2 separate regions of the Homo sapiens genome follow, and region 2 is linked to region 1. Evidence: chromatin loops called from intact Hi-C (ENCODE). Cell type or tissue: chondrocyte. All regions are shown on one strand. Links, peaks and the distances in the headings refer to the core of each region. The heading gives the core; the rest is flanking DNA.

Region 1 (15,706 bases), core at 2,562-10,561:
CATTCGTGATGGAAACATTATGAAAATACCTCCCCTTCACAGTCTTCTCCCACTTTATAGGGGAAGGTCAGACCCTTCCCCCATCCCAACTACTGCTATAGTGCTAACCTCTAGTGCATTGACCCCAGTGTGTTAAGTGGGTGATTTAGTGGCTTAACACAACCCATATTTACTCTCTCATGGTTTCTGTTGGTCAGAGGTCCAGGCCTAACTTAGCTGAGTCCTCTGCTTCAGGACCTCATAAGAGGCTGCATTCAATGTGTCTGCCAGGCTGGGGTCTCATCTGAGGCTCCACTGGGGAACAATCTACTTCCAAGCTCATGTGGTTTGGGCAGGATTCACTTCCTGGCAGGTTGTTGAGTCCCAGCTCCCTGCTGGCTGTTGCCGGAGGCTGCCCTGAGTTCCCGCCACAAGGGCTTTACCACATGGAGGCTTACATCAACAAAGTCAATAAGGGAGAGAGTCGAGAAAGCCTGCTAGAAAGATGGAAAGTCCCATCTCCTGTTGCATAATCACAGACATAACATTCATCACACACCCTTGATGTATTCTGATTCCCCCCTTTATTTATGTATGTATGTATTTATTTATTTTTATTGATACGTAATAGATGCACATATTTTGGGGTAAGTGTGATATTTTGATACATTCCTATAATGTGTAATGGTCAAATCCAAGTAATTGGGGTATCCATCATCTTAAACATTTATCCTTTCTTTGTGCTAGGAACATTTGAATTATTCTTTTTTAGCTATTGTGAAATATATAATAGATTATTATTAACTATGGTCACTCTACTGATCTATCAAACACCAGCTCTTATTTCTTCTATCTAACTGTATTTTTGTACCCACCCTTGCTGTTTCTGTTAACTAGAAGCAAGTTACAGTTCCAACCACACTTTGGCAGGGGACTCTACAAGCCCATGGACTCTAGGAGGCGGGAATAATTTGGGACAATCTTAGAGTCTATCTGCCACCCTGGGTTACCAAAGAAAGGGATCATTAGAAATACTGGCATCAGCAAGATGTCCTTTCATGAAGGCACTGAGACACTCCTAGCCATCTTATCAGGGTACATTTCCAATGATGTTTTAGTAATTATTTTAATTAAAATTTATTTAATGTATAGTTTTGCTTCTTTTGAGACCCAGTCTTGCTCTGTTGCCTAGGCTGGAGTGCAATGGCACAATCATGGTTTACTGTGGTCTTGACTTCCTGGGCTCAAGCAAACTTCCCACCTCAGCCTCCCGAGTAGCTGGGACTACAGGCACAGGCATATACCACCATGCCCAACTAATTTTTAAAACAATTTTTATAGAGATGGGGTCTCACTATGTTGCCCAGGCTTGTCTCGAACTCCTGGGCTCAAGTGATCCTCCCACCTCAGCCTCCAAAAGTGCTGGGATTACAGATATGAGCCATTGTGCATAGCCTTTAATGTATTTTTAATCAAAATGTAGATTAATATTAAAATCATAACTGAATTCAGAAGAAATAATTTTTTTCTTTTCTTTTTTTTTTTTTTTTGAGACAGAGTCTCACTCTGTTGCCCAGTGCAGTGGCACAATCTCAGCTCACTGCGATGTCCATCTTCCGCGTTCAAGCAATTCTCCTGCCTCACCCTCCCAAGTAGCTAGGACTACAGGCACGTGCCTCCATGCCTGGCTAAGCATTTTTGTGTTTTAGTAGAGACAGGGTTTCACGGTGTTGCACAGGCTAGACTCGAACTCCTGAGCTCAGGCTCAGGCAATCTGCCCACCTTGGCCTCACAAAGTGCTTTGATTACAGGCATAAGCCACCACACCTGGCCAAAATAATTTCTTAAATGTCCATATTTATACATACTTCTGTGACAAGGAAGTAGGATGGGCAATTAATACAAATTTTAATTTATAAAATTATATTTTCTTGGAATAAAATTCAGTGTGAAAGAGGAGTGGAAATACAATATAAAGATATTAAATTGCCAACAGCTAAAGAAGAGAATATTAATGGTTTTTAAATAGATGGTAGTGAGAGTATCAAATCACCCTTGTGTTTATATTCCATCAGATATATTTTAAAGAGTAATGAAGTCATTTTTTTAAATGCCAGTGTTTACATTTTGCTGGAAATTCTATCTTTTTTAGTTATTTAAATATTTGAAGAAAAGGATTTAAATGTCAACTTAGAAATGTGCAAGGGGGAATGTAATTTTTCAAAATACTTTTAAGGTGTAGGCCAGGGTGTTTGAAGACAGTTGCTTTACAAAACTGAAGGTCACCAAATCTGTGGTACTGAAGACAAACTTTCATCATTGCCACGGTATCTTATAAAGAAAAATTCCGGTGGGGCTCAGTGGCTCACACCTGTAATCCCAGCACTTTGGGAGGCTGAGACGGGCAGAGGCAGGAGAATCACTTGAATCCAGGAGGTGGAGGTTGCAGTGAGCCGAGACTGCACCACTGCACTCCAGCCTGGGCAACAGAGTGAGACTCCGTCTCAAAAAAAAAAAGCGAAAATTCCCAAGATTTTCTATCAAATGAGCATGTATTTTTGCATGTCTTTGATCTACACATTGTGTACACTATTCCAAAACAAGATGAATCCCTCAGTTCTGCTTATGCTCCCCAACTTTTAAAACTCTTCTTTTGCTGTTTGGGATCCCGGCCACCCGGGGTGGGAGTGGGGATATTAATAGGTGATATCCTTTGTAGATTTGTCCCCACCCAAGTCTCATGTTGAAATGTAATCCCCAATGTTGGAGGTGAGGCCTGGTGGGAGGTGGTTGGATAATGGGAGCAGATTTCTTTTTTCTTTTTTTTTGAGACGGAGTATTGCTCTGTTGCCCAGGCTGGAGTGCAGTGCCACGATCTCGGCTCACTGAAACCTCTGCCTCCTGGGTTCAAGCGATTGTTTTGCCTCAGCCTCCTGAGTAACTGGGATTACAGGCGTGCACCACAACACCCAGCTAATTTTTTGTATTTTTAGTAGAGATGGAGTTTCACCAAGTTGGCCAGCCTGATCTTGAACTCCTGACCTCAAGGGATCCACCTGCCTCGGCCTCCCAAAGTGCTGGGATTACAGGCGTGAGCCACCGCGCCTGGCCTGGGAGCACATTTCTTATTAATGGTTTAGTACCATCCCCTTGGTGCTGTCCTCGCAATAATGAGTGAATTCTCACAAGATCTGATTGTTTAAAAGCGTGTGCTGCCTCCCCTCCTCTCTCCCTCCTGCTCCTGCCTTGCCATTGACTTGCCTGCTCCCTCTCCACCTTCCACCTGATTGTAAGTTTCCTGAGGCTTCCCTAGAAGCTGAGTGGATGCCAACACCATTCTTCGTGTCCAGCCTGCAGAATCATGAGCCTATCAAACCTCTTTTCTTTACAAATCACCCAATCTGTTATTTCTTTAGAGCAACGCAAGGACCGACTAATATAGTTGGGTTCTGTGAAGTTCAGCCACCTTGAATATATGTGACTGAATACACATACCACTGAATATAACATACACTTCTTCACAGACAGAGACAACCAGCATTTGTCTGTCCCCTTTAGAAATATTAATCATAATGTTATAATGTTGACTGTCCTGAAAGGGATTGTGACAAATTTTCTATTTGTTACCTGTTTTTGGTTTGTTTTTGCTTTTTTTTTTTTTTTTTTTTTGACAGGTCTCGCTGTGTCACCCTGGCTGAAGTGCAGTGGCTATTCACAGGCATCATCGTGAATACTACAGCCTTAAACTCCTGGCCTCAAGTGATCCTCCTGCCTCAGCCTGCTGAGTAGCTGGGACTGCAGGCACACACTACTGAGCCTAGATTTGCTACCTGGTTTTTACTGGAAATAGGCAAGCTGGTGACACAAGCTATATGGATTGTAATATTAGACCGGGGGTGGGGCTTCTATCAAACTGGAGGAGAGACAAGGAGGCCGGAGTGACGGAGCCCACCTCTCTGCAGGCTGAGGCTGCCTGCTGGCCCTCCAATGGTTATGGCTGTATTTGTTCTGAGAGAGCTGCAACAGCTGGCGAGTTCCTGGACTTGTCCGCACCTGTGCGGGCATGGGACAACGCTTTGGTCTAGACTGCCTTTGCATCTGCCCCTGGGCTTTTAGGCTGCAGGCCTGTGGAGTCACCACTGGCTGAACATCCTCTAAACAAAGGGCTATGGCAGGCCGATCTTGGCCCTTCCACCTCAAATGTGTTGAAACTGCAGGGCTCGAAGAATCCCACACACCACTGATCTTTTAGCATTTCAACATTCTCATCCTTTTATTTGTTTATTTAAATGTTTTTAACTTTTCGATAGACTTTCCTGGAGCAGCTTTAGGTTCACAACAACATAATTCCCATCCTTTTCCGACACCGCCTGGCTGGCAGCCAAGCTCCTTCGTACTCATCACCTTCCGATATATTCATCTGCTAGCAGGGATCAGTGAGGGATGGCTTTAAGCCCACATGTCTAAGAGAAAGGAGGAAAAGAAGAGGAAATTAAACCCTATGACAAGCAGGACAAATGCTGAAGAAATTGCAAGTGGATAAAGCCTAAAAGAATAGAGCTCCCTGCTCTAGAAAACAAACAAAATCCACGGAACCTTAGGTTACTTATCCCTGTGATGGGAGTCATGATCCTACTTAACCCTCAGGGATGGAAACTATAACAATTGCATAGCCTGGCGATGAATTAGAAAGCATTTGGGGAGGTGCTAAGATTTTAGATATAGTATTAAGAAGTAGTGATTTTTTTTATTTTTAATGTTTGTGAGTACACAGTAGGTGTATATATTTATGGGACACCTGAGATGTTTGGATACAGGCATGCAATGTGAAATAAGCACATCATGGAGAATTGGGTACCCATCCCCTCAAGCATTTATCCTTTGAGTTGCAAATGAAATATTACCATTAAAATCAACCATACACCTAGCTTTAAAAAAATCCTGAGCTATCAAGACTCTGTCTAACCTTAGAAGTAGGTAACACACATGTACCCCAGAAACATGTCAAATATTACATATCAATAAAAGAAAAAAAGGGGGAAACAAAAAGTGAGGAACAGCTCCTTTCAGTTTCACAGATTATTCTCCCACTGCCAGCTATTCCAACGCCATCATTATAGCTCTGTATCTGCAAGAATAATACTGTGTTTCATTCCTCTCTCCCCTACTCAGCCTCCCAAAAAAGTGTGTGTGTGTGTATGCGTGCAAAAGTACCGCCTCCTACCCAGATAAATCTAATTATTGATTCTGTCCAGACATGTCCTGACATCTATAAAGGCCTGTGGGAAGAGGTGAACATTCCTGGCCACCACCCCTCCCCTGAAGTTCTGCATAGGCTGTGGAACCCCCTTCCCTGTCCTTTCTCTCATGGGGCTAGGATGACAGCTCAGGCACTACAGAGCTTCCCTGAAGAAGGCTCGCAGAGCCGTGTGGGCCTCTGTTGGGAAAGAACACATCCCATCATTTGGATAGAGTCATTTTTCATCCAGCCGGGTGCTGCTGTGGGTTATGGGAGTGTGCACCAACTGTATTGTAGACAAGACCCACATTGCCAGGAGAATCCAACATCAAACCCTAAACAGGGATCTTGGTTTGGCTTAAATGCTCCTCACAATGGCTTGGTGGGGTTTCAAGGTGCCGTTACAGGGATTTCTCAAGAAATCAAAACCAGCCGGGCATGGTGGCTCATGCATGTAATCCCAGCACTTTGGGGAGGCCGAGGCAGGCAGATTGCTTGAGGTCAGGAGTTCAAGACCAGCCTGGCCAACATGGTGAAACCCCATCTCTATTAAAAATACAAAAATTAGCCCGGTGTGATGGCGGGTGCCTGTAGTCCTAACTACTTGGGAGGCTCAGGCAGGAGAATCACTTGAACCTGGGAGGTGGAGGTTGCAGTGAGCCGAGAGTGCCCCACTGCACTGCAGCCTGGGTGACAGAGCAAGACTCCGTCTCAAAAAAAAAGAGGAAACCACACATCATGTTGAATGTATCATATCTGGCACAAGTGTTCTAAACTGGACATAAACCTCATGCCTTGGCCAAGTTTTTCTGAACGAACCACAATGATTCATGAAAAAAAATTGTATACTTTTGAGTGGGGCAAAGACTTCATGCTACAGTTTGTAATAAAGGTCAAAGGTCAGGAATTGATTTTGGTGAAATCAGTTGAGATTCTTTTGCTATCCTGAAACTTGGAGATGGTAAAGGTTTCAGATTTCAAAATGAAAACTTTGCCAAGCAACAGGGTTTATTATGTATCATTTAGAAACTAGTCTTCATACCCTGAAGCTCCTTCGGCACGGCTATTGCTTGAAAATACTCTAGAAAACCACAGGGAACATTTTCCCAATGAATCATAATCTGTCTGGGAAGTTAGAGAAATCAATCAAATAAGCTTCAATTTTTTTTTTCCTGGACCATCTGGACAATTCAGATAACAATATATTGTGGTCACAGCTCACATTTTTTCAGACCTAAAGTTGAATTTGTTATTTGAATTTGTTATGAGACAGGAAGCGAAATGTCTGCAAAGATAAATGAAAAGAGGGAATGATTTTAGCAAACAGGCCTTGGATACATTTTCTAAGTGATTTTTCCAAGACTCACTGGTCCCAGGATTTGGTCCCATGGCCAGATCCTCCTAAATGAAAAATGTTCAAATTACTGTGCCGAATAGTGCCTGGATTCTTTCTACGAGTGCCAGAGAAAAAAGTGAATTAGCCCAGGAGTACCTCTCAGACTGAAAATCAAAACAGCCAAGGGCAAAGAACTGGAAGTAGACACTGAAGTTCAGGCTCCCTCTCGAAGCCGTATTGTGGCCTGTGAAATACACATCGCTCACACCTCATCAAAGCCAGTGAAACAGTAGCTGTCATGCAAGCTAAATCTTGTTTTCACAGAGCCTGCCTGTGGCTGGTTTCATTTGGCTCAGCCCAAGCTACCTGAACACCTGGTTCTATGCTTAGATTTTCCTATGTGTGGAAAGCAATTATCTTTCGACTGGAGAGAAAACTGTACAGAAAACCCAACCGCGATCATTTGGGGGAGCAGCCAGGCGCACGCTCGCCATTACACTGTGATGGAACAAATTGTTAAGCAGGTACAGAATTTGATCGTAATTTCAGCAAAGGCCTATACATGTTTCTAACGTTTTTAAAAATACCTCTGTTCATAACAGCAGACACTAAGGATTAGTGATTTTTCCCCAAGTGCATGATCAGGTCTATTTTGTTACAATGGTGCCTCCTGGCCAAGGCCAGACACACTCAAAGAAGGGTCTTGGGCAGATAGGAAAGATTTCCCTGCAGGAGGTTTGAGAGGGGCCTAACAATTTGTAGGTCTTTGAAATATAATTTGAAATGGTTACAAAGCTACGGCCAATGATGTAAGAGAAGGTGTGTTTTATAGTAAGTATTAAAAGAAGACAAATAGATGCTAAGGAGAGATGGATTGGCTAAGAGAAAGATTAACACACAAATTGCACCTACTCATTCCTATATAATTCGTTAGGGAGAGGTACAAATTAGGCTCTGAAATTTCCAGCAGCCGGCTCATGTGTATAATCCCAGCACTTTGGAAGGCCAAGGAGGAATGCCTGAGGCCAGGAGTTCAAGATCAGCCTGGGCGACATAGAGAGACTCTGTCTCTACAAAAATTTTTTTAAAAATTAGCCAGATGTGGTGGTGCATACCTGTAGTCCCAGCGACTATGGAGGCTGAGGCAGGAGGATCACTTGAGCTCAGGAGTTCAAAACCTGATGGGCAACATAGCAAGGCCCATCTCTACCAAAATAATTTTTTTTTTAATTAGCCAGGCGTGGTGGCACACATCTGTAGTCTCAGCTATGCCATAGGCTAAGATAGGAAGATGGCTTGAACCCAGGAGTTTGAGGCTGCAGTGAGCTATGATCGCACCACTACACTCCAGCCTGGCAAGGCCCCAGTCTCAAAAATAAAATAAAATAAATTTTAAAATGAATTTTCTAGGAGCCAGCCAAAGAGGAAAGTGCCATCAGTTGCATTGAGCCACCCTGTCCACAAGGTGAATCAGCAGCTCAGGATAAGTACAACTATTTGGGCAGGTCAGCAGGCACACCACTGCCGGGGATTAGAGAGTCAGGGGACAGGGTGTCCTCTTCTGTCTAGGACTGAGGAATTTCCTTTGATATGATTCTTTTAGTGCTAAAGGCAGTAAAGTCTTGGGACAACCAGGATGAGTTGGTCACCCTACCTGGGAATGTTTGCCAGTCAGCCCATCCTGGCCTGGACCCCCCACCTCCACCCAGCAGGCAGACTGCTGTCTGAGGTCTCACGCATATCCCAAGACTTGCAGCTGCAGGTGGGTGACAGGTTCCACAGGCGCTGACCCTGGGGTTCTGGCAAGCTGTTGGCTCAGTGTTTGTGGAACATAGTCGAAGCCACGGGGTGTAGAGAACTGAAAGGACATTCCCAGGGAAGGGGGAAACTTTCCCATGCAAATCCCAGCAGAAGCTGTGGCTTTGATTTTCCTCAGTCTGCAGCTGCATGGAGAGGAATCCGGGAGGGAAAACTGCCCATGCAGAGCCTTATGAAACACCAGCTCAAGTCACTAGCCTCCAACAGGCTCGGTGAATCATGCTGACTGCCTCCTGGACTCATATGAGGCTGCTCCCCTCAGCAGGGCAGCCTGCACTACAAACTAGCCCTGCTCCTATCCCTGGCTAGCTTGCCTTGCTCACCCTACCTTGGACCTTCCTGGTTCATTCACGAGAAAAATCCTGAGACTGGCAAGAGCCTGGAATTGTGAAAGCTCAGACTAAATAAGAAGGCTTTCGTGGTGGCCTTTTACCTAGCGTGGCAGTCAAAGACTGCTCTGCCCCCAACACAAGACACTCCCCTGCTTTCATAACTGGCACTGTAACATAGTTATCCTGTGCTGGAACATTCTGTCCTGTGCCAGCACAGACCTGAATCTCAGCAGAGTGCATAAACAGGGGGACTTTTGCTACACTATTCCAGGAATATGACATAATCCTACCCTGTCCCTCCAGAGTCACCTTCTTGGAAGGTTGACAGTCTCAGAGGCTTCCAGGGAAGAGAGTGCTGCCTCCTGGTAGACCCTGAATGGGTTCCACTGCTCTCCCTCTCATTACAGTGACGATGAGGCAGAAGGATCGGGCTCCACCTTGACTCGTATACCTTTTCTTGCAAAGATCCCACTGACAGAATTTTCTGGACATCTTTAGAGCATGTGGAAGACCTTACAGGACTACATTGTTTCTGGGTATCTGAGACCAAGATCAATTGGGGCAAACTTGTTTTTAAATTTTGTTTCTTATATATCTTGTGTTTTTTAAAACTTGTTTTTTATATGTAAGCTTTTTAAAAACTAAAATTTCAACATATCTTTCTTGAATTAAACCACTTGCCAAATTCAACAAAGATTTCCTTTGGAAGATATCTTCAAAGGGTTGATTGTGTCCCAATCAACATTTCCATGAATTTCTAAATAAGTGGCCTAATCTGAATATTTTTTACAATGTGCCCTGGATATGGAAGATAGAGGAACAGTCTCCACCCTTGAGAAACTCACAATTTATTAAGAGAAAAAAATAGGCCAGGCACAGTGGCTCGCACCTGTAATCCTAACACTTTGGGAGGCTGAGGCGGATCAACTGAGGTCAGGGGTTTGAGACCAGCCTGGCCAACATGGTGAAACCCCATCTCCATTAAAAATGCAAAATTAGCCGGGCATGGTGGCGGGCACCAGGACTCGTAGTCCCAGTTACTCGGGAGGCTGAGACAGGAGAATCACTTGAACCCAGGAGGTGGAGGTTGCAGTAAGCTGAGATCGCACCACTGCACTCCAGCCTGGGCGACAGAGTGAAACTCGGTCTCAAAAAAGAAAGAAAGAAAGAAAGAAAGAAACATACTTGATCACAATAATTGCCAGATCTTATAGGGCCTTGTGTGCCTGGGTGAGGAATTTAGGCTTTATCTTGTGGGCATTGGGAATTTATCGTAAAGGACATTATACAGGAAGGTAGCATGATTGAATTTGCATTCAGCTTAAAGAAAGGGTTGGCTTGAGAAGAGTTGGGAGACAACTAAACCAGCTGAGAGCCTTCAGCAATGGTCCAGGTGAGAGAGGAGGAGGGCTGGTTCTAAGGGGTAGGTGGAGAGAAAGCAGAAAAATCACATAATATTTAGGAAATAGAACTAACAGGATTTCATGAGTATTGGACATGAGAGGCAAGGTAGAGTGGATGTCTGGAAAAACAGCCCTCTCACAGAAGGCAGCATGTCCTGGAAGCATGAATCCAGGAATGACTTTTTTTGTTGTTTGTGTAGGACTAAGACTAAAACCCATATGTGTTTCTGGAGAATGGGGGTGAGGGGTGTCCCATTGTGGCTCGAGGCTGGAGAGGTGGGTAGGGAAGAGGCTGGCGAGGTAGGTAGGGGCTGCATTGTGGCGCACAAGGGTTCCATGTTCAAGGTCAAATATTGTTGGTGATTCTCTCATGCATATGGGATAGAGGAAGTGGCCCAGTCAGGGTTCTGAACACGCTGATGTTCAAACCAAAACCCAGGAAGATTTGGGGCCACCTCCATACCTAGTTTTGACCAGGAGAGGTGCCAGGGAAGCATAATACCCTAGAGTCACTACAGAAAATTCTATGGGCTCCTTTCTGAGGATTGCCTGCCTACTCAGGATACAAAACTAGGAGGTCAGACCTAGCAAGACAAGAGGTGGAAGGGGCACAGAGAAACATGCTAGTTGCTGGTGTGGATCATGAATGCTGTGCAGCCAACTTAACCTGAACCCAAGGAGGGCGGTGGGCTCCTCAATATTCCTACAGAAAATATTCTTATCAGAAAATTCATTTTATGGCAATAGTTCATAACTAACCTAGTGCACAGCTTGGGCAGTTTGGCAGAATGGGAATCTCCAACCACGTTCATTGTCTGCATGTGGGCTGAGGTTCAGCAATCTTTCCTTCTGCACCTCTTTTTACTACTTTCCTTTTGCTCAGTTTACCATTATGGCAGGTGCTCTCTTCACCTAGTTCCACCCATGAATTACTAGATAAACCATAATCTCCTTTTTCCCAGGAAAACACACGTAAAGCTCATACTCCATGGACCACGCAGGCTGGAGAGCAGCCCTCCAGGGCATGTGCCCACATCTGCCCAGTGAGTTGTTCAGGTACCTGAGTCAGGTGTGTTTACCTCCGGATCTGTGTCCATCAGTTACACTTATGTTAACAATTATGTAATTCTGTGAATAACCTATAAACTGATGAAATATGAGTACAGAAAAGAGCAGTTTCTATGATAACAAGGTTGAATGCCTTGGAAAACTTAACAGCAAGTCAATCAAAGAACAGCCTGCTGTTGAGCTGTTGAATTACAGATTGGTGAGAGAACTGAAAAATATGAAGGGAAGAAGTTAATGCTCCGGAAGGATACTGCACTCCATTACTTCCCATTTTCCATATTTGAAAGTCATTCCTCCACGTTTGAGAAATCCGCATTATGGGTTGAGGATTCTTCATTGTGGTTTACACCAAAAAGCCAAAGAAGCAGCTCTGTTAGAGGACTCAGACTTCGAGAGAAGACTTTAGCCTTGCCCTACACCTGCCAGATGAAGGTGCCTTTGCATTGAGTTAAAGTAAAACAGTTAATGAATATATATTTAGTCATTATTTTATTTTTGATGATGATGATGATAATTTTATTTTATTTATTATCATTATTATTACTATTACTTTGAGATGGAGTCTTGCTCTGTCACCCAGGCTGGAGTGCAGTGGTGCTATCTCGGCTCACTGCAACCTCCGCCTCCCAGAGTCAAGCAGCTCTCCTGCGTCAGCCTCCCAGGTAGCTGGGATTACAGGCACCCGCCACCATGCCGGGCTACTTTTTGTATTTTCAGTAGAGAGGAGATTTCACCATGTTGGCCAGGCTGGTCTCAAACTCTTGACCTCAGGTGATCCACCTGCCTTGGCCTCCCAAAGTGCTAGGATTACCGGCGTGAGCAACTGCACCTGGCCTATTATTATTATTATTATTTTCTTTTGAGGCAGAGCCTCACTCTGTTGCCTAAGCTGGAGTGCGATGGCACAATCTCGGCTCACTGCAACCTCCACCTCCCTGGTTCAAGTGATTCTTCTGCCTTACCCTCCCAAATAGTTGGGACTACAAGCATGTGCCACCACGGGTGACTAATTTTTTTTGTATTTTTAGTAGAGACGGGGTTTCACCATGTTGGTCAGGCTGGTCTCAAACTCCTGACCCCAAAAGATCCTCCTGCCTCAGCCTCCTAAAATGCTGGGATTACAAGTGTGAGCCACTAGGCCCAGTAATGATTTTATTATTAACAATTCCCTACTTAATCTCTTGATTAAAGGGAAACCCTGAGGCCTTTCTCTTCATTCCAACTTTCATCCCTGTCTTTCTTCTGCTGACCTTGAACTCTGATTCAGTTACCCCCCTCCAACTTTGGCTGACTCTTCCATGTCTTCCCAGAAACATCAGTGACCGGAGGGTTCTCTCTCCTCAGATACTAGCTGTCTAGGACCCATCAGGATCCAGATTTGGGATCTAAAACTTACGCAATTGGGGAAATTCTTCAAGAAATATAATCCATTAAATAAAAGTTAAGTATGAAAGCAAGATTTATTAGAATGATTTTTAAAAGCCAAATTATAAGTTTTTAAATGCTGACAAATACATAGACATATACAATTCCGGGAAAAAAAAGCAACGCTTTTTATTAATTGGGTGCCTGACACGACTCCGTAATACTTTTTTCCAAATTTTTTTGCAACATTCTCTTGGCCTATCTATAATACACTTTTATAATATCTTTCTATAGAAAAAAAAGGAAAAATAATTTAGTATTGTCTCTGATATGGTTGATCTTTATTTTTATTTTTGAATCTTATTATTGATTGTTTATAAAAGTTTCTTTCAGCCTCATGATTCTTTGTTGGCAGTGGCAAGTAAGTTGTCAGAATTATTGCCAAATTTTGGGAAATCTGTATGTTTCTTTCATACAAAAGCTATAGGATTTGGGGCATTCAAGATTTTTTCACCGCAACTAACCTTAAAAACTGAAAAATTAATGTCACTTCTTAATGAGTTTGTCTTTGATATACTTTTTTAGAGATATATTTATAAATTGTATGTTATCTCCATTAATGTCTGTATTTCAGGTGAAATCAGCAAGGAATTAGTGCAGATATGATTGGGCATGGTCATTTTAGTTGAAGGAAGAGCATGAAGAAAAACACTCTCCAGCAAAGGCAAAAAGTCTGAGCAATGGTCTCAGAGCAATGGACAGCAATGGACAGAGAGCAATGGACAAATAGACAGCAGTGGGCAAAAAGACCAGAGTCCATTAGGGAGATGCAAAAGGATGTCAAATGTTGGCAAGTGGCTGAGGATGGACCATCCTGTCCTTAATTTGGGGAGTCAAAGACCTGATGAGGGGTCACTAAGCAATAAAAGGCAATAGAGGATCATTTTTAGATCAGCACCATCAGAGTCAGACAAATCTCAACCCTACTTCTGCCTGTGAATTTCTGCCAGCAGTAGGTTAACTATTTACCTACATGTCTGCAAACCACCTACACATATCCCCCAAAGTCTACCCTAAATGTACGCCCAACTCAATGACCCTGAGCCAGATCCCCTAAATGCCATGGCCACTCCAGTGCCACCTGACCAGAAGGGAAGTGAGACAGAGAGACGTCTGAATGGAAAGAAGCAGCATCTTAACTGCTAAAATATCTAACTTTTGCAAAGTGTACAGAAGCAAATGACCATGGGAACACATTGCTGTGGCTCCTGTAGCCCTCTGCACATGGAAGAGGTGACAACTATAGCCTGCAGCCTCCTGGCAGTAAGAGCTGGAAAGATGTCCCTAGACCCCAGTCATTTAGGAGAAAGGAGACCTAAGTGCTTCTTAGGATAACTCTAGGCAGCCTGGGGAAGGAGAAGACAACCACCAACTGGTGAAAGTGAAAGGAAAAGATGGGGGCTCCTGTGGATATGAGTCTATTAAATGCAACAAGCATGCATTGAGCAGCCTGATGTGCACATGCTGGACTCAAGCTTAAAAGGTGAAAGGTAGTCCCTGCATTATAGTGGTTGAATCTAGAGCTTGCAAACTTAGACCCCACTGGAGGGCTGGAAAAAAACAGGACAAGCTAAAGAGGCAGGGACAATGGCAAGTGCTTTGGTGTCTCTGGCTCTTGTCAAGTGTTGCTAAGTGATGGGGCTGGTGTCATGGGCAAGCCACCAGTACAGTTGCACAGGGCTCTGGGCTCAGAAGGGTCCCTCAGTTGGGTTTTACTGCTCTTAATTTAATTTATTTTATTATTAAATTTTATCTTTGAGTTTGTGTTTTGTAAGTGAGGTCTGTTGAGACAATAGAGCATGCATGGGGACTTGGAACCTCAGCTCCTCCGTGACTGTCTTTCATCACCTCTCCAGTTCTTGGCCTCCTTCTTTTCACCCTCTGACTTCTCAGGCCCTATCTAGCCTTCCTTTTCCTGCTCCTGCCCAGAAACAACTGCTGCTGCCGTTCCCCCTGGGTGTCAATTAAGTCAAATCACCAGGATGCGCAATAAGGGGGACCCAATGTTCTTCCATCCCTCTCTGCTTTCAGTGGGGATCCAGGAGTAGGCACCAGGAGGGTTGGGGTCTCAGAGCAGGGCAAGACAGTGACCATCCCCACCCTGATCTGGGTGACTCAGTGCAGGTGAGCCTCGCATTCACCCTCAATGCAACTACTGAGTGTGATTCAGGGTGGGATTGCTGTCAGCAGTGGGTTAGGGCTGCAGGATGGTGAGAATGGGGAGCAGAGTTTATGGGATGGATGACTCCACAGCTGGTGGGCCGTGCTCACGAGTGGACAAGTTCATTGAGTCCCCCTGCACAAAGAGTCCCCTACATCTGTGAGGGGCTGCACCAGCCCCAGAGAAACTGCACGCCCAAGAGGAGCATGGCTAGCAAATAGAAAGCACCATTATAGGTCCAGAGGCTGCAGAAGAAAGGGCAACGTTTTACATGCTAGTACTTTAACAGCACTTTCCCCCTGCATTTGGAACAGGGGGACTTGCATTTTCATTGTGCACTGGACCTTGCAAATGATGGAACCAGCTCTGCTCAGTGGGTGTCTCAGTCCCATTATGCTGCTATAACAGAACATCATAAACTGGGTGCCTTATTGTCTTAGTCCATTCTATGCTGCTATAAAAGAATACCAGAGACTGAGTAGTTTATAATGAACAGAAATTTATTGGCTCAGGGTTCTGGAGCTAGGAATCCAAGATTGAGGGTCTGGCATCTGGTGAGGGCCTTCTTATCACATCATAACATGGTGGAAGGCATCACCTGGAAGAAAGGCAAAAGAAAGAGCATGAGAGACAGAAAAGGAGCCAAACTTGTCATTTTATAAGAAACTCACTTCCACAGTGACAAACCCACTCCCATAATAATGGCATTAATGCATTCATTCCACCTTCATGGCTTAATCACCTCTCATTAGTCCCCATATCCCAGCACTGTTGTATTTGAGATTACATTACCAACACATGATTTTTTAGGGGACACACTCTAACCATAGCATCTATAAACAATAGAATTTGTTTTTCTCATGGTTCTGGAGGCTGGGAAGTCCAAGACCAAGGCAATGGTAGATTCAGTGTCTGGTGAGAACCCACTTCTTGGTTACTTCTTGG
Region 2 (15,706 bases), core at 4,505-12,504, 170 kb after region 1:
CTGTTGCCCAGGCTGGAGTGCAATGGCACCATCTCGGCTCACTGCAACCTCTGCCTCTCGGGTTCAAGCGATTCTCCTGCCTCAGCCTCCTGAGTATCTGGGATTACAGGCATCCACCACCATGTGCAGATAATTTTTTGTATTTTTAGTAGAGACAAGGTTTCACCATGTTGGCCTCAAACTCCTGACCTCAGGTGATCTGCCTGCCTTGGCCTTGCAAAATGCTGGGATTACAGGCGTGAGCCACCATGCCCGGCCTTTTATTTCTTGTTGACTAAGCAGTGAGGCCAACCAAACTAGAGTCCAGGGAAACACAAATCACAGGGCCATTGAAGCGCTGTGGATGATTATCTCACATGGAAGGGACGGTCTGTCTAGCTTCTTACAGCCAAAGGGGGAATCTGAAGTTTTGTAACCTTGAGTGCAGTTATTATTAAAGGAGATCAAAGTCAGATATTAGGGGAGAGACAACATGGGAAGTGCCTGCTGGTACAGATAAGCACCTCTTTATAGGATTTTGAGAAGAACCCTGAAGTACCTTGGCTTGGACTCTATTGGTAGCTCAAGATAATATCATCAGACTTGCCTAACTCCTCTGGAGGAAGTAAGAGTTTGTTTAGTTCAGGTCAATAGACACATTGTAAGTGGAGCGCCTGTTCAGTCCAGGCATTGTACTAAGCCAGTGGTTCTTAAACCTGAATGTGCATTAGAATCACCTGGAAGGCTAGACCCTACCTCGAGAATCCCTAGTTTAGGAGGTATGGGTAAAGAACTTTCAGTAAGTTCCCACATGATACTAAAGCTGTGGTCTGGGGAACACACTTTGACAACCACAGCTAGAAACATGGTAGCTGCTGCGTGGTCTTAAAGGAAGAGACCTTTAAGCAGTCACTGCACTGCAGTGTAACACGCACAGCAAGCAAGGTGAAATTCTGGCACCATCGTGGCAAGAGGAAGAGGACTCAACTTTGCTTGAGTAAATCAAGGATAGTTTTATAAAGAAGAACATGATTGAGCTGACTATTGAAGAAGTAAGAGTTTGCCAGCCATTCTGAGAAGAGCCTGGAGGATGAGTGAAATAGATGGGCTTGGAACCTCAGAAGAGTTCAGTTCAGTACAGCTGGAGTGAGAAATGTACCTGGGAGGTTGACCAGGGAAGGAGGGTAGAGACCAGGTCATGGAAGGCCTGTCATACCAAGGGGTTAGACTCTGTCCTGTGGGCTCTAGAAAGTCACTGCGAAGTTTTACTAGTGGTGGAGGTATCACTTATTTTGTGGTTTCTGAGCCAGGCCCTGGTTTGCAATATCTAAACAGGTTTCCTGACTCTCGGCCCTAAAGGAAGGCCATGCCTGTGAGAGTCCCAGGAGACCCTCACTCACCTCCTATTGAGGGAAGATTCCCTTGGCTCTCTGAAATTGCTCCCATATCCACAATTGCTGGATTCCCTGGGAGCATAATTCGTCACCCTGTTACTTAGTATGTCATATAGAATGGAAGCATCTTTAATCATCATGGAGCTTATCATCACTATGACTAAGAATGATTTTTACAGAAAATGTATTAAATAATAATCCATCTTATTTAGCAAAATACATTTTGAAACCAGAACATTAAATTCTGAGCAATAACTTGGTTCAACATGCCTAAATGTCTAGGGTACTTTTGTAGAGAAAGAGACTAGAAATCTGTTTTGGAAAATTATGATTTAAACAAGCAGAGATACATCTATCTTCCTCCCTACTGTTTCCCAAGTGTTCGTCCCAAGGTCTGGCACATAATAAATATGTGTCAAATGAATGAATGAGTGAGTGAACCAATGAATGAATGAATGAATGGGCTGCAGTCATCTTTCAAAGGCAAAGCACAGTGGGAGAAACCACTGGATTGTAAATTAGGAGACCTGGATCCAATCAAAAACTAGCTATGTGATGGAGAGGAAGTCTCTCTGTCTCTCCAAATCTCTGCTTCCTGAGCTTTAACCTGTGGGCTTGGATTAGGATTAGGATAATAGATTTCAACCACGAGTGTATATTAGAGTCACTTGAGGAGCTTTTAAAATGTCACTGCTGAAGAACAAGTTAAACAGCCTCGTGGAAGCAGTAAGGCAAGTTTAGAAGATGGAATATTCTATAAACAAATGACCTGATTTCTTCCACAAATGAATGGGAAAAATACAAGAAGGGACTGGCACAGATTAAAAGAGCTTTAGAGGGCTCTCATCCAAATAAAATGTGTGGATCTTGTTTGAATCATGGTTCTAACTCAATCAGTCAAACAATCCAATTGTAAAAAGGCATTTTTGAGCCAGTCAGGGACATCTGAACTTGCAGTTGGGTTATCAGATATTATTAAGAAATTATTCTCCAGCCTGGGCAACAGAGCGAGACTCTGTCTCAAAAAAAAAAAAAAGGAAATTATTGTTCATTTCTTTAGGTGTGATAACAGCATTATATGCGTGCATATACACACATGCACACACAGGCGTAGTCCTTATCTGTTAGAGACGCATACTGAAGTATTAGAGTCAAAATTATAATCATGTTTGAGACTTGCTTTAAAATCCTAAAACTCTAACAACCACCACCAAAAAAGCTGAGGGCAGTAAGCAACATAATGGATTGGAGAAATGTTGACAGTGATTGAGGCTGAATGATGGGTGGCTACGTGGGGGCTCATCACATGTTTCTCTTTACCTCTGTGTATTTTTGAAATTTGATTTTTAAAATTACTTTAAAGATACTAACACTTGGCTTTACAGCAGACTAAATAAATTAATATTCTGATTGAGGAAGAGAGAATAAAGCCCTTGGTGTCAGTATTCTTTAACCTTTCCCCCAATTCTGGTGATTCTAATATTGCAGCTAGGATTGAGAACAACTAGATTATTACAGGATACCTTTGATTCTACCAGAATAATTCATCCGTGATAAAGCTGGCATCCATATAGTTTATCTTGGGCACTTAAAAAGACTGCCTGAAGAAAGGGACGGATCTCTGGATCTCAGATATCAGCACCCCATGAGGTTTATTTTCCCCTTTATCTATCTATCTATCTATCTATCTATCTATCTATCTATCTATCTATCTGTGTAAATCTATCTATTTACATTTATATTAGCTGGATATATGTTCATATATATTATATTTTCCAAAACAGATACATCTTCCAATATGCTTATACCCATCCAATATAAATATATATATGATGGATATATATATATGATGGATATATATATGATGGATATATATATATATGATGGATATATATATATGATGGATATATATATATGATGGATATATATATGATGGATATATATATATATGATGGATATATATATATGTTTGGAAAATATAACATATATGGATATATATATCCACCCAACATAAATATAAATATATATATATACACATACGTTTATATTGGATGGATAAATATATCTGTTTTGGAAAAAGTAACATATATGGATACATATATATCCATCCAATATAAATGTAAATAGATAGGGTATATTAGATGGATACATATATCTGTTTTGGAAAATGTAACATAAACATATATATATATGTTTATATATTAATATATAATTATATATGTTTAGAGACAGGATCTTGCTTTGTTGCCCAGGCTGGAGTGCAGTGGATATTCACAGGCATGATCATATCACACTACAGTTTGGAACTCCTGGACTCCAGTGATCCTCCTGCCTCAGCCTCCCAGTACCTGGGACTATAGGAGCATGGCATATTTTTAAAAATCAAACTTGTTATTTGGAGATAATTTTAGATTCACATGTGATTGTAAAAAATGATAGAGAGATTCCCTATACTCTCTAGCCAGATTCCCCTGATAAAAACATCTTGCAAAACTATAGTAGAATATCTTATGATACAGTACAATGTCATAGCTGGCATATTGACATTGATACCATCGAGATAGAGAGCATTTTTACCACCACATGAAAATTTCATGTTGTACTTTGATAGCCATGCCCACTTCTCTTCCACTGCCACCCCCTCATTAGCCTCTGGTAACAACTAATTTGTTCTTCATCTCTATAATTTTGTCCTTTTCAGGAACATTATATAAATGGAATTATAAAGCATGAAACCTTTCAAGATTGGCTTTTTCACTCAACATAATTCCCTGGAAATTCATCCAGGTTTTTGCAAGTGTCAAGAGTTCAGTACTTTTTGTTGCTGAATAATATTCCATAGTATGGATGTACCACAGTTTCTTTCACCATTTGCCTGTGGAAAAACAGAGCAATATCCAAAGTGAGTATAACGTTTCAAAATTTGTGGGACACAATTAAAGCACTCCTGAGAGGGAAATGTTTAGATCTAAATTTTACCTTTAAAAGAGGAAATGTCTCAAGTCACTAATCTAAGCTCTTATGTTAAGAGCTTCTTGTTGAGGAAGGAGTATTGAAGACTCCAACTATTCTTATGGATTTATCTACCTTCATTTCACTTCTATCCATTATATCAAATGTTTTGCAGCACTGTTGTTTTGTGTGTATACATGAAGGATTGCTCTGTCTTCTTTGTGGATTGACCCTTTTATTATAATTTTCTTCGCTGTGAAGTCTTTTTTATCTGAAGTTGATATAGTCACTCCTGCTTTCTCTTGAATAATATTTGCATGATATATCTTTTTATATCTTTTAAAACCTGCCTATATCTTTATGATTGAAGTAAGTTTCTTATCAACAACATATAGTTAGTTCATGCTTTTTGATTCACTCTGCCAATTTCTGTATTTTAATTGCTGTATTTAGACCATGGGCATTTAATATAATTATTGGTATATTAAAATTAAGACTACCAGTTTATTTTTTGGTTTTTGTTTGTTCTCTGTTTTTCCTTTATCTATTTTCTTTTTTCTTTCTTCTTACGGGTTCCTTCAACACTTTTTAGAATTCCATTTTGATTTTGATTTATGTATGGTGTTTTGGGTATATCTCTTTTGATAGTTTTAAGTGGTTGCTCTAGGTATTATGTTCTATATATATTTATATCTATATAAAATAAATTGCCAGTCTACTAGTGTCATCATTTTACCTGATTGAATGAACTGTAGAATCCTAACTTCCCTTGACGCCCCTTTTACCTTCTCTTTTTGCAGTTGTCTGGTTTTATTTTGTTTTGTTTTTCTCTAGAGACAGAGTTTTGCTCTGTCACTCAGGCTGGAATGCAGTGGCACAATCATAACTCACTGTAGCCTCGAACTCCTGGGCTCAAGTAATCTCTCGCCTCAGTCTCCTAAGGAGCTAGGACTATAAATGTGTGCATCACCACCCTTAGCTTTTTTTTTTTTTTTTTTTTTTTTCTAGAGACAGGAGCCTTCCTATGTTGCCCAGGCTGGTCTTTAACTCTTGGCCTCAAGTGATTTTCCTGCCTTGGCTTCCCAATGCAATGGGATTATAGGCATGAGCCACTGCACCTGGCAAGTATAATTGTCTTAAATATTTCCTCTACCTAACAAATCAGCCGACTATAATTTTTGCTTCAACCATCAAAAATAATTTAGAAAACTCAAGAGGAGAAGGAAAACCTATATAATAACTCATATTTTTGCTTACCATGTTCTTTGTTCCTTCCCCCGCTCTAAAATTCTTTCTTGTATTATTGCCTTTCTGTTTAGAGCATTTCCTTCAGCCATTCTTTTCAAGTACCTCTGCTTGTAACAAATTCTCTTGAATTTCCTTCATCTGATTTGTCTTGATTTCCCTTTTATTCCCGAATATTTTTGCTGGATGTAGGATCCTGTGTTGACCAGTATTCTCTTTCGACATTTGAAAAATGTGCCATTTTCTTCTGGCTTTGATGGTTTCTTATGAGAAATCTATCATTCAATTGTCTTCCCCTATAGGTAAGCTGTTATTTCTTTCTCATTGCTTTCAAGAGTTTTCCATTGTCTTCAATTTTCAGAAGTTTAATTATGATGTGACTTGTTCATTTCTTTGAATGTTTCCTGTTTGGAGTCATTCAGCATCTTCTATCTGTCACTTTATGTCTCTTGCCAAATTCAGGACATTTTCAGTCATTATTTCTTCAAGTATATTTTCAGCCCTTCCCTCATGATATGATACAGATGCTAGATCTTTTGCTGTAGTCCCACAGGTCTCTATGACTCTGTTCATATTTTTCAGTGAATTTTTTCTCTTTTGCTCAGCTTGTATAGTTTCTATTGCTCTGTCTACAAATTCACCAATTCTTTTTCTCCTCCATTCTGCCATTGAACTCATCCATTGAATTTTTTTTTAATTTTGGTTATTGTATTTTTTCATGCAACATTTTTCATTTGGTTTTTCTTTATATCTTCTATTTCTTTGCTGAGATTTTGTATTTCTTTGCTAGACTTTCTATTTGTTCACTTGCTTTGAGTGTGTTTGTAACTGCCCATTGAAGCACTTTTATGATGGCTGCTTTACAGTCTTTGTTGGATCATCCTAACATTTCTCTCTTCTTGATGTTGCATCTATAGATTGTTGATTGCCAATTTTTTTTCATTCAGCTTGCTATCTTCCTGGTTCTTGATATGACAAGTGACTTTCTGTTGAAACTTGGATTTTCAGGAGTACCATGTGATGAGTCTCTGAATCTTACTTAACCCTCTGTGTTAGACGACTTCCTCTGACATCTTGTGGCAGAGAAAGGGGAGGATGCCACCTCATTATTGACAGGTAGAAGAAGTCCACACTTCCCATTCAGCTCCCATTGACACCCAAGGTGGGGGAAGTCCTCATTATTACCTGGTGGGTGGGAGAGTCCGGGATCCTCACTGGCCCTCCACTGATTCCTCCCTGGCTGGAGGGTGTAAGAGCCCCTCATTATTCCTCTCCATGTGACCTCCACTGATACCACAGGGTGGTGGCTTTGTGACCTCTGGGCTGAAGCGACAGTCCTGATTTTCCGTTAGGCCTCCTTTGATGTCTCCTCAGTGGTGTGTGGAAGGGGCACCTCATTGCTTCCAGGTGGGGGTTGGGGTGGAAATTCAGGCCTCCCATTTGATCTTTGCTAGCATGGACATGGCTGGCAGTAGGAACATAGTCTTTCCTGAAGTGTTTGACTGGAGCAAAAAGTAATTATTGTCTAAAGGGCTTCTGCCTCTTTCTTGGTCCTTTGGCTAGTGAGAGTAAACTTTTGTTGGTTTATTTATTAATATTTATTTATTTTTATTCTTTTAAATAGAGACAGGAGTCTTGCTATGTTACCCAGGCTAGTCTTGAACTCCTGGCCTCAAGCGATCCTCCCACCTCAGCCTCCTAAAGTGCTGGGATTACAGGCATAAGCCATTGCACCCACCTATTTATTTTAATTTTCTTATTTTTATCTGTGCCCTTTGGCATTTTCAGGTTGCCAGGTTCTTTAGCTCCAAGTCTGGGACATATGAGATTGACAGAAAACCCAGAGAGCTCATCACTGTGTTATTCCTTGGATCCCGAAATCCCTAACCTGTCTACTTTCTACCACCTTTTAGGTTTTTCTTACGTTTGTTTTATATGTAGTATCCAGGATTTTTAACTGGACTTGGAAGAATAGGGAAAAGTATGGCTACTTTAGCTTCCCAGCAGCACATAATTTTTTGATATATTTGATACATACCAAAGAATGTATGTAAGTATATATGTGTATTATAAAGTAATAGCACTAACACTAAACCTTTTAAAATGGCAAATATATAATAGACTTTTTCCTAATGAAAAATGAAAACTACACTACTCAATCCCACACTAAACCACTTGAGGTATCAATGTAAGTTTGGCCTTCTAGGACTCTGAAATAAACATCCTTTGCCTCGAGAACCTGCCAATGAATGAGTCTTGATCCCATGACTGGGTTAGCATACCACTGTTGGTGGTTGTTGTTATTTAAAAGCCACCTTTCCTCTATTCTGAAGTTTCCTGCCTCCGGGCTACATGTCAACATCAGGAATGACGCAGCCTTACAGCTGGCAAGACTGTGAAGCCGGTGACTCAGGATAACGAAAATAAACACTCTCATTGCTGAGGAGTCCCACAGTCTCTGGCTACTTTGCCCTATTTTCTGCCCCATCCTGTGCCTTCTTTCCTTTTGTCCTTCTCCTGGATGCTTTCTGCATCTCTTTTGCTGCAGGATGTGGTGGCCATCCCCATTCTCTGCGATTTTAATGAACATCAGCTGTCTGGGAGAAGACTCCCAACATCTGTCTTTTTTTTTTTTTTTTTTTTTTTTTGAGACTGGGTCCAGGCTGGAGTGCAGTGCTGCGCCCTGCAACCTCTGCCTCCTGGGTTCAAGTGATTCTCCTGCTTCAGCCTCCTGAGTAGCTGGGATTACAGGCACCCACCACCACACCCAGCTAATTTTTGTATTTTTAATAGAGACGGGGTTTCACCATGTTGACCAGGCTGGTCTTGAACTCCTGACCTCGAGTGATCCACCCACCTCGGCCTCCCAAAGTGCTGGGATTGCAGCCATGAGCCTCCATGCCCGGCCCCCAACATCTGTCTTGTTCAAAAAAGAGCCAGCATGTAGACAGGGACGGACCACACCAGGCAGGGCTGGGGATGCTGGCCAGGAGATGGGATCTGATCATCAACTGAAATGTTACCTGGGAGGTCTTCAGATTGGCTGCCTCATCTCCTTTCTCTCCAGGGGATGCTTGCTAGCACATGGATCTTACTTCACCTCTTCTGGACAGTTTCCCTTCCCCCTGGCAGCCCTCACCAGGCTTCTGGGAAGTGAGGGGACATAGGAAATGGACTTCACACTATTACTGAACAGATGAGAGTCCCTGAAGTCATGGATTCATTTCCTTCCTGAGTAGCCTTGTCACCCTTGTTGTTTCTCTCCACAGGTTTCAAGTTGCCCTAGCATGCAGGATGAGATGGCTTCAGAGAGGATGGGCAGCCCGGTTTGTATGTTCTGTCTATAATATGCTGTTTGGGTTGGTTCTGGAAAAAGATCTAAGCAAGTCTCACAAAGAACAAAGGATTGCAGCTCAGTTACCTGCTGAGAAGCACCCCAACTGGATCTTGCCTCTAAGGCTCATTGACTTTACTCTCCATTTCTTCTGCTTCTCCAGCATCAGAGTGACAGTGGAAAGTACCTTGGGCTTTGTGGTCAGAAGAGCCCAGCTCCAGGGCAGTGTGTTTCCTGAAGCCATGTGACCTTGAGCAAATCGCTTTTGTCTTTGACCCTCTGTTTTCTTCTGGGTTAATGAAAATAGGGTAAGGATACCTTTTCTACAATCGACTATTTATTAAATGATATGATGAAATGAATTATGACATTGCTGGAGATGATAATAGCATTGTGGAAACCATATGTTATCTAGGGCTTGCTTTAGAATATCCTAGCAAAAAATAAAAAGGAGGAAGAGACAGGATAAATGAAACAGGCTTGGCAAAATATTGATAACTATTAAAGGAGGATGCTAGGTTTGGGGGGTCTAGTCTAGTATGCGGTCTATTTTTGTGTCTGTTTGAAATTTTCCACAATAAAATTTTTTTTTAAATTAACCATTTTGTATCCCAATAGGATCAATAAAATAATGGATAGAAATACCCTTTATAAATATGAATACCCTACAGAAAAACAGTGTCTTGCTGTAGAAAAGATTATCACACACTGGTTCTCTAACTAAATAACTGCAAGGATGCGCCTCTCTCATTGACTGAATTTGTCTGTAATCGCTGTAATGCATCCGACTGGCAAATACATGGAGAAGCCCATTCTCTCTGCCCTCATCCCCAGCTCTCCAAATACAGGGAAGATCCAGAGCCTCTTGTGGGGCAGAAGGCAGAGTTGCTTGACCGCCCCAAACAGGTTTGAATTGCCTCTCCCTCTTTTTCAGGGCGATGCTTCTTTGCCACAGGTTCATGACTGCCTGCCACTTCCTCTCTGTTCTCCTGCCTCCTCTGTCTGGAAGACATGTCCAGTTTCCTCCACTCCTGGATTCTCCTTGCTTTTGTCCTCAGACCATCAGATTCAAGAGAGGCAGTGCAGGTGGATGGCAAAGGGACCCGGATACAAAAAGCTGAGTCAGGCCCCGGGCCAGGGCTAACCATGCGCAGGGCAGAGTCCCTGGGGCTGCAGTTGGTTATCATTACTGTTTTCTTTTTCTTTTCTTTTCTTTTTTTTTTTTTTTTTTTTTTTGAGACGGAGTCTCGCTCTGTCGCCCAGGCTGGAGTGCTGTGGCACGATCTCTGCTCACTGCAAGCTCCGCCTCCCGGGTTCACGCCATTCTCCTGCCTCAGCCTCCCGAGTAGCTGGGACTACAGGCGCCCGCCACTACGCCCAGCTAATTTTTTGTGTTTTTAGTAGAGATGGGGTTTCACCGCGTTAGCCAGGATGGTCTCAATCTCCTGACCTCATGATCCGCCCGCCTCGGCCTCCCAAAGTGCTGGGATTACAGATGTGAGCCACCGCACCCGGCCTTAATTTCTGTTTTTAAAGACAGTGTCTCACTCTGTCACCCAGGCTGGAGCATAGTGCTGCGATCACAGTGACACAGGAAAATAGGGTCTGAAGGCAGGGAACATAAGGCCGATTCACACTTCAGCTATAACAGGAAATAACCTCTCCATAGGGCGTACGAGGTGAATGACTTTGTAATTTTACTTCATCGTCTCCGTTTTACATAGGACATACCTGAAGTAAGCAATGGAGTCCTCTAGGGGATATTTAAACTCCCAAAAATTCTGTAAAGGGGCCTCTGAGCCCCTATGCTCAAGCCTGCTCCCACACTGGAATATGCTTTCATTTTCAATAAAACCCTTCATTCCTTCCTTGCTTTGTTTGTGCATTTTGTCCAATTCTTTGTTTAAGACGCCAAGAACCTGGACACCCTCCACCGTTAATAATAGTTCACTGCAGCCTCAAACTCCTGGGCTCAAGTGACGCTCCAGCCTCAGCCTCCCAAGTAGCTGATACTACAAGCGCCTGCCGCCATGCCCAGCTCATTTTTCAGTTTTTGTACGGAGTCTGGCCATGTTGCCCAGGCTGGTTTCAAACTCCTGGGCTTAAGCCATCCTCCTTCCTAGGCCTCCTAAAGTGCTGGGATGACTGATGTGAGCCACTGTGCCTGGCTAGCCCAGCATTACTGTTTTTGAGCTCTGGGAGCAGTGGATGTTAGGTACTGGTTCTGCAAATATGACAAACACTGATTGCTGTCCCAAGGAACTCATTTGTGTCTGATAGTAGAGAAATGCAGATAAACAAAGAGTTGTGAAATGAATTAAGTTCCGGGGATAGACACATGTAGAGAAAATGAATACAATCTCAGCCAGTGCAGTGGCCCACCCCTGTAATCCCAGCAATTTGGGAAACTGAGGCAGGCGTATCGCTTGAGGTCAACATGGTGAAACTCCATCTCCACTACAAGTACAAAAATTAGCCAGATGTGATGGTTTGTAGCTGTAATTCCAGCTACTCAGGAGGCTGAGGCAGGAGAATCGCTTGAACTCAGTGGAGGTTGCAGGCAGAGATCGCTCCACTGCACTCCAGCCTGGGTGACAGAGTGAGACCCTGTAAGAAAGAAAGAAAGAAAGAGAGAAATTGAGAAAGAGAGAGAGAGGGAGGGAGGAAGAGAGAGAGGGAGGAGGGGGGGGAAGGGAAGGTAATGGAAGCGAAGGGAAGGGAGAAAGAAAAGAGAAAGAGAGAAAAGAGAGAGAGAAGGAAAGAGGGAAAGGAAAGAAAGGAAAGGAAAAGAAAAAGGAAAAAGGAAAGGAGGAAAGAAATTAGGACCTCAGAGGAGATGCCCCACCCTGCCTCTGGGTATTTAAATGGTGGATGGAGTGAAGGCTGTGTCGCAGTCACAGAGTGACCTGAACTCCTGAACTCAGCATTAAAAGATGAGTAGGTGGCATGAAAAAAGGAATTGCAAGTCTGTGCCACAGCACAGAGAGGTGAGGGAGTGGATGGAAAGACACACGCCCTTCCTCCTCCTCTGTTTGTGAAATCCTTCTCTTGGAAGAATTCTATGATAGAATCGTGAATCCCTACATCAGAGAGCAAGAGGACTAACTCACTTGCTTCCTCCAGATGAAACACTTAATAAGAGCTTATTAACAAGTGACAAATGATTGTGGAACCACAAAGGGACCCGGGTAGATTTGCAGAAAGAGGAAAGAATACTTTTTTTCCTATGCTGATCAGGAAAGAACCAAACAGCCCTGGGACCATACCCTGGCTGTCATCCAGGAGAAAGGATATTTTTCAAACATTGAGAAGTTCTTTTTGTTACTGTCTTCCATTAACAGGAAACCCTGTTTGTTTTCTAGGTCAAATTCAGTGCCTGCTCCTCATGATTCCTGTGTTGAGTTTGGATGATTAAGGCTAATGTTTCTCCTCATTCTAATGATCTATTTTTCATTGTGGAGTCTATATTGTCCACAATTAGTCATATTAGTTTATTTTGCATTTTGCATAAGCTTTTTTTTTTTTTTTTTTTTGAGACGAGTTTTGCTCTTGTCTCCTAGGCTGGAGTGCAGTGGCGCAATCTTGGCTTAGTGCAACCTCCGCCTCCCAGGTTCAAGCAATTCTCCTCCCTCAGCCTCACAAACAGCTGGGATTACAGGTGACCGCCACCACATCTGGCTAATTTTTTTGTATTTTTAGTACAGATGAGGTTTCGCCATGTTGGCCATGCTGGTCTCGAACTCCTGACCTCAGGTGATCCACCCGCCTCGGCCTCCCAAAGGGCTGGGATGACAGGCGTGAGCCACTGCACCCGGCCTGCATAAGCTTTTTAAGAGACAAATAGAACAGTGTCATTACAAGTATTAACACTTAATACCAAAAGACGGCACTTCTCTAAAGAATCGTAAGCATTTTAAACGTGCTTTTTATCATGCAGCAGAATGCAACGTGCTCACAGCTAATGGCTTCACTTTCACTCCTCTTCCCAAGAGGTCTGTCCGTGGACCTCTTTCTTTCTATGTTCAACGGGGGTGGCCTCATCCACCCTCCTGCCTTCATGTTCATTGATGTCTCCCAGTGACGTGTCCTTGGCTTTTACCCCTCTCCCGAGCGGCAGACCTTTCTGTCCAACCAATACTGGGCATCTCCATTGGAATGTTCTGTGGGATCCCCAAACTTAAGGTTTTCCACCTCCAACTTGCTCCATTTCTTATATTTTCCAGCACCAGGGGCTCAGCCCCATGTAAGAGACCAGAGAGCCACGCTGAGCTGTGCCTGTGGCTTTCTAATCTCTCTACCCCTACCCAGTTCTTCACCAGTGCTGTCCAGTGTTTCAGAGGGAAGCAGCTTTCCCTCAGGTCCTTCTCTCACTTGCTTCAGAGGCACCTCTCACTTCTTGAGTCAAGCACTGCCACTGTTTCCAAAGCAATTCCTTTAACATTTTGTAAAATTCTTTTGCTTTAAATAAACCCATTGGCTTTCCACTGCCTCAGAATCCAACCAAATTCTTTTTTTTTTTTTTTTAGACGGAGTCTTTCTCTATCACCAGGCTGGAGTGCAGTGGCGCCATCTCGGCTCACTGCAACCTCTGCCTCCCAGGTTCAAGCAATTCTCCTGCCTCAGCCTCCCGAGTAGGAGTAGCTAGGACTACAGACACACGCCACCACGCCCAGCTAATTTTTGTATTTTTTGTAGAGGTGGGGTTTCACCATGTTGGCCTGGATGGTCTCAATCTCTTGACCTCGTCATCTGCCGCCTCCACCTCCTAAAGTGCTGGGATTGCAGGCATGAGCCACCGGGCCCAGCCGCAACCGACTTCTTTACCAATACGCAAGGCCTCTCACACTCAGGCCCGAATGCATCATTCCAGATTCACATTCTTCCTTCCCACCCCAGGCAGCAAATGCCGCCATCTGCCATTGTCCCAACAGCTTTCCTCTTTGTGACTCTCGGCCTTTGCACACCTTTATTGGTTCCTCGCCTTGGAACGCCCTCATCTTTCCTCTCAGTTTTGTCCCTTCTAAGAAAAGTTATATGAGACAATCCCCAGAACTCCTGCCTATTTCATTCTTTCATTTATTCATAAATTCAGAAAATATTTACGGAGCATCTACTGTATATATGCCAGGCATCATTCTAGGCAGCAGAATGCAGCAGTGAGCAGGACAGAAAGTCCCTGCCCTCAAAGAGCTTACACTCTAGCAGGAGGAGAGACAGAAAACAAGCAAAAGGAAAAATAATTCGTGTTTGATTATGATTGTGATGAGTTCTATGCAGGAAGTTAAAGCAGAGGAGACCTACACAGAGTGAAGGAGGGCAGGAGTGTTCCTTACTTCTCCCCTTTCCATAAAGGGCAGACAGGTTGTATTTTCCTGTCTCTATCAGTTTCCCAGGGCTGCCATCACAGAGTACTACAAACTGGGTGGCTTATAACAAAAGAGATTTATTCTCTCACGGTTCTAGAGGCCAGAGTACAAAATCAAAGTGTCGGTGGACCCTGCTCCCTCTGAAGGCTCTAGAGTAGGTTATTTTCTTGCCGCTTCCAGCTTCTGATGGCCTTGGGTGCCCCTTGATGTGTGTCAGTGTAACTCCAATCTCTGCTTCCATCTTCACAGCTCCTTCTCTCTGTGTCCCTCTGTGTTTTCTCCTTGTCTTATAAGGATCCCAGTCATTGGATTTAGGGATGATTCTAAAATACAGGATGATTGCATCTCAGAATCCTTAACTAAGTACATCTGCAATCACCTTATGTCCTACTAAGATCACATCCTGAGGTTCCAGGTGAATGTGAATTTGGGAGAACACTATCCAATCCCCAAGACTAAGCAGCAAATGGAAAGTGGCTTGCTCTTACCTATGTAAAGCAAATCCTTTTTTTTTGAGACAGAGTCTGGCTCTGTTGTCCAAGCTGGAGTGCGTGGTGTGACCTTGGCTCATTGCAACCTCCGCCTCCTGGGTTCAAGCGATTCTCCCACCTCAGCCTCCGGAGTAGCTGGGATTATAGGTGCCCGCCACCACACCCGGCTAATTTTTGTATTTTTGCTAGAGATGGGGTTTTGCCATGTTGGCCAGGGTGATCTCGAACTCCTGACCTCAGGGGATGCGCCTACCTCGGCAGCCCAAAGTGCTGAGATTATAGGCATGAGCCACTGCACCTGGCCTATAAAGCAAATCTTAACTTTAAAACTAAATAAAGCATAGAGATTGTGAAGTGAAACTCATTCCTGCCTCTATGTTTGATCTTTTCTTCTTATTTCTAGAGGTCAAAGGGAGAAGAGAGAATCAGCTCAACAGCAAGAGTGGCTGGCGGGACATCATCATTACACGGCCCCAGAAAGGCCCTGAGTTCTCCGGCTTCCTTCAATATCACCAGAAGGAGCACATCTGTCACGACATCAGCACTTTCCAGAGCAGTTGGAGCAGAGGGTTTATGGTGACTTGAAGCTCATTTTTTAAAACATCTCTTCAATTTTTCTTGGCTCACACCTGTAACCCCAACACTTTGGGAGGTGAGGTAAGAGGATCACTTGAGCCCAGGAGTTTGAGACCAGCCTGGGAAACATGCTGAGACCTCGTCTCTACATAAATTTTTTTAAAACTTAGCCAAATATGGTGGTGCATGCCTGAAGTTCCAGCTACTCAGGAGGCCAAGGGAGGAGGATCACTTGAGTCCAGGAGTTCAAAGCTATAGTGAGCCATGATTGTGCCACTGCACTCCAGCCTGGTAACAGAGCAAGAGTGAGAAGAAAGAAAGAAAGAAAGAAAGAAAGCAAGAAAGAAAGAAAGAAAGAAAGAAAGAAAG

The links. Hi-C counts contacts between places; a loop is a spot of excess contacts. Peaks named below come from ENCODE experiments on the same cell type or tissue, not always from the same donor. Only the 100,000 strongest peaks of a DNase experiment are listed, where the experiment ranks them.
Region 2: it touches region 1 in a loop (6-fold over the local background); 2 of 110 quality-filtered maps call a loop at or near these places.

The regions. Positions count from the first base shown.
Region 1 is chr10:29,940,214-29,955,919 of GRCh38, reverse strand. LOC124902403 (a long non-coding RNA gene) reads right to left here and starts at 8,774. Exons shown (of 2, transcript XR_007062101.1): 1 at 8,209-8,774; 2 at 4,226-4,442. In chondrocyte, for the core only: a CTCF peak has its summit at 8,022; DNase peaks (open chromatin) are centred at 4,073 and 8,312.
Region 2 is chr10:29,776,794-29,792,499 of GRCh38, reverse strand. LOC105376475 (a long non-coding RNA gene) reads left to right here and starts at 7,979. Exons shown (of 3, transcript XR_930788.4): 1 at 7,979-8,900; 2 at 9,068-9,212; 3 at 9,839-10,772. In chondrocyte, for the core only: no CTCF peak of the experiment used is centred there; no DNase peak of the experiment used is centred there.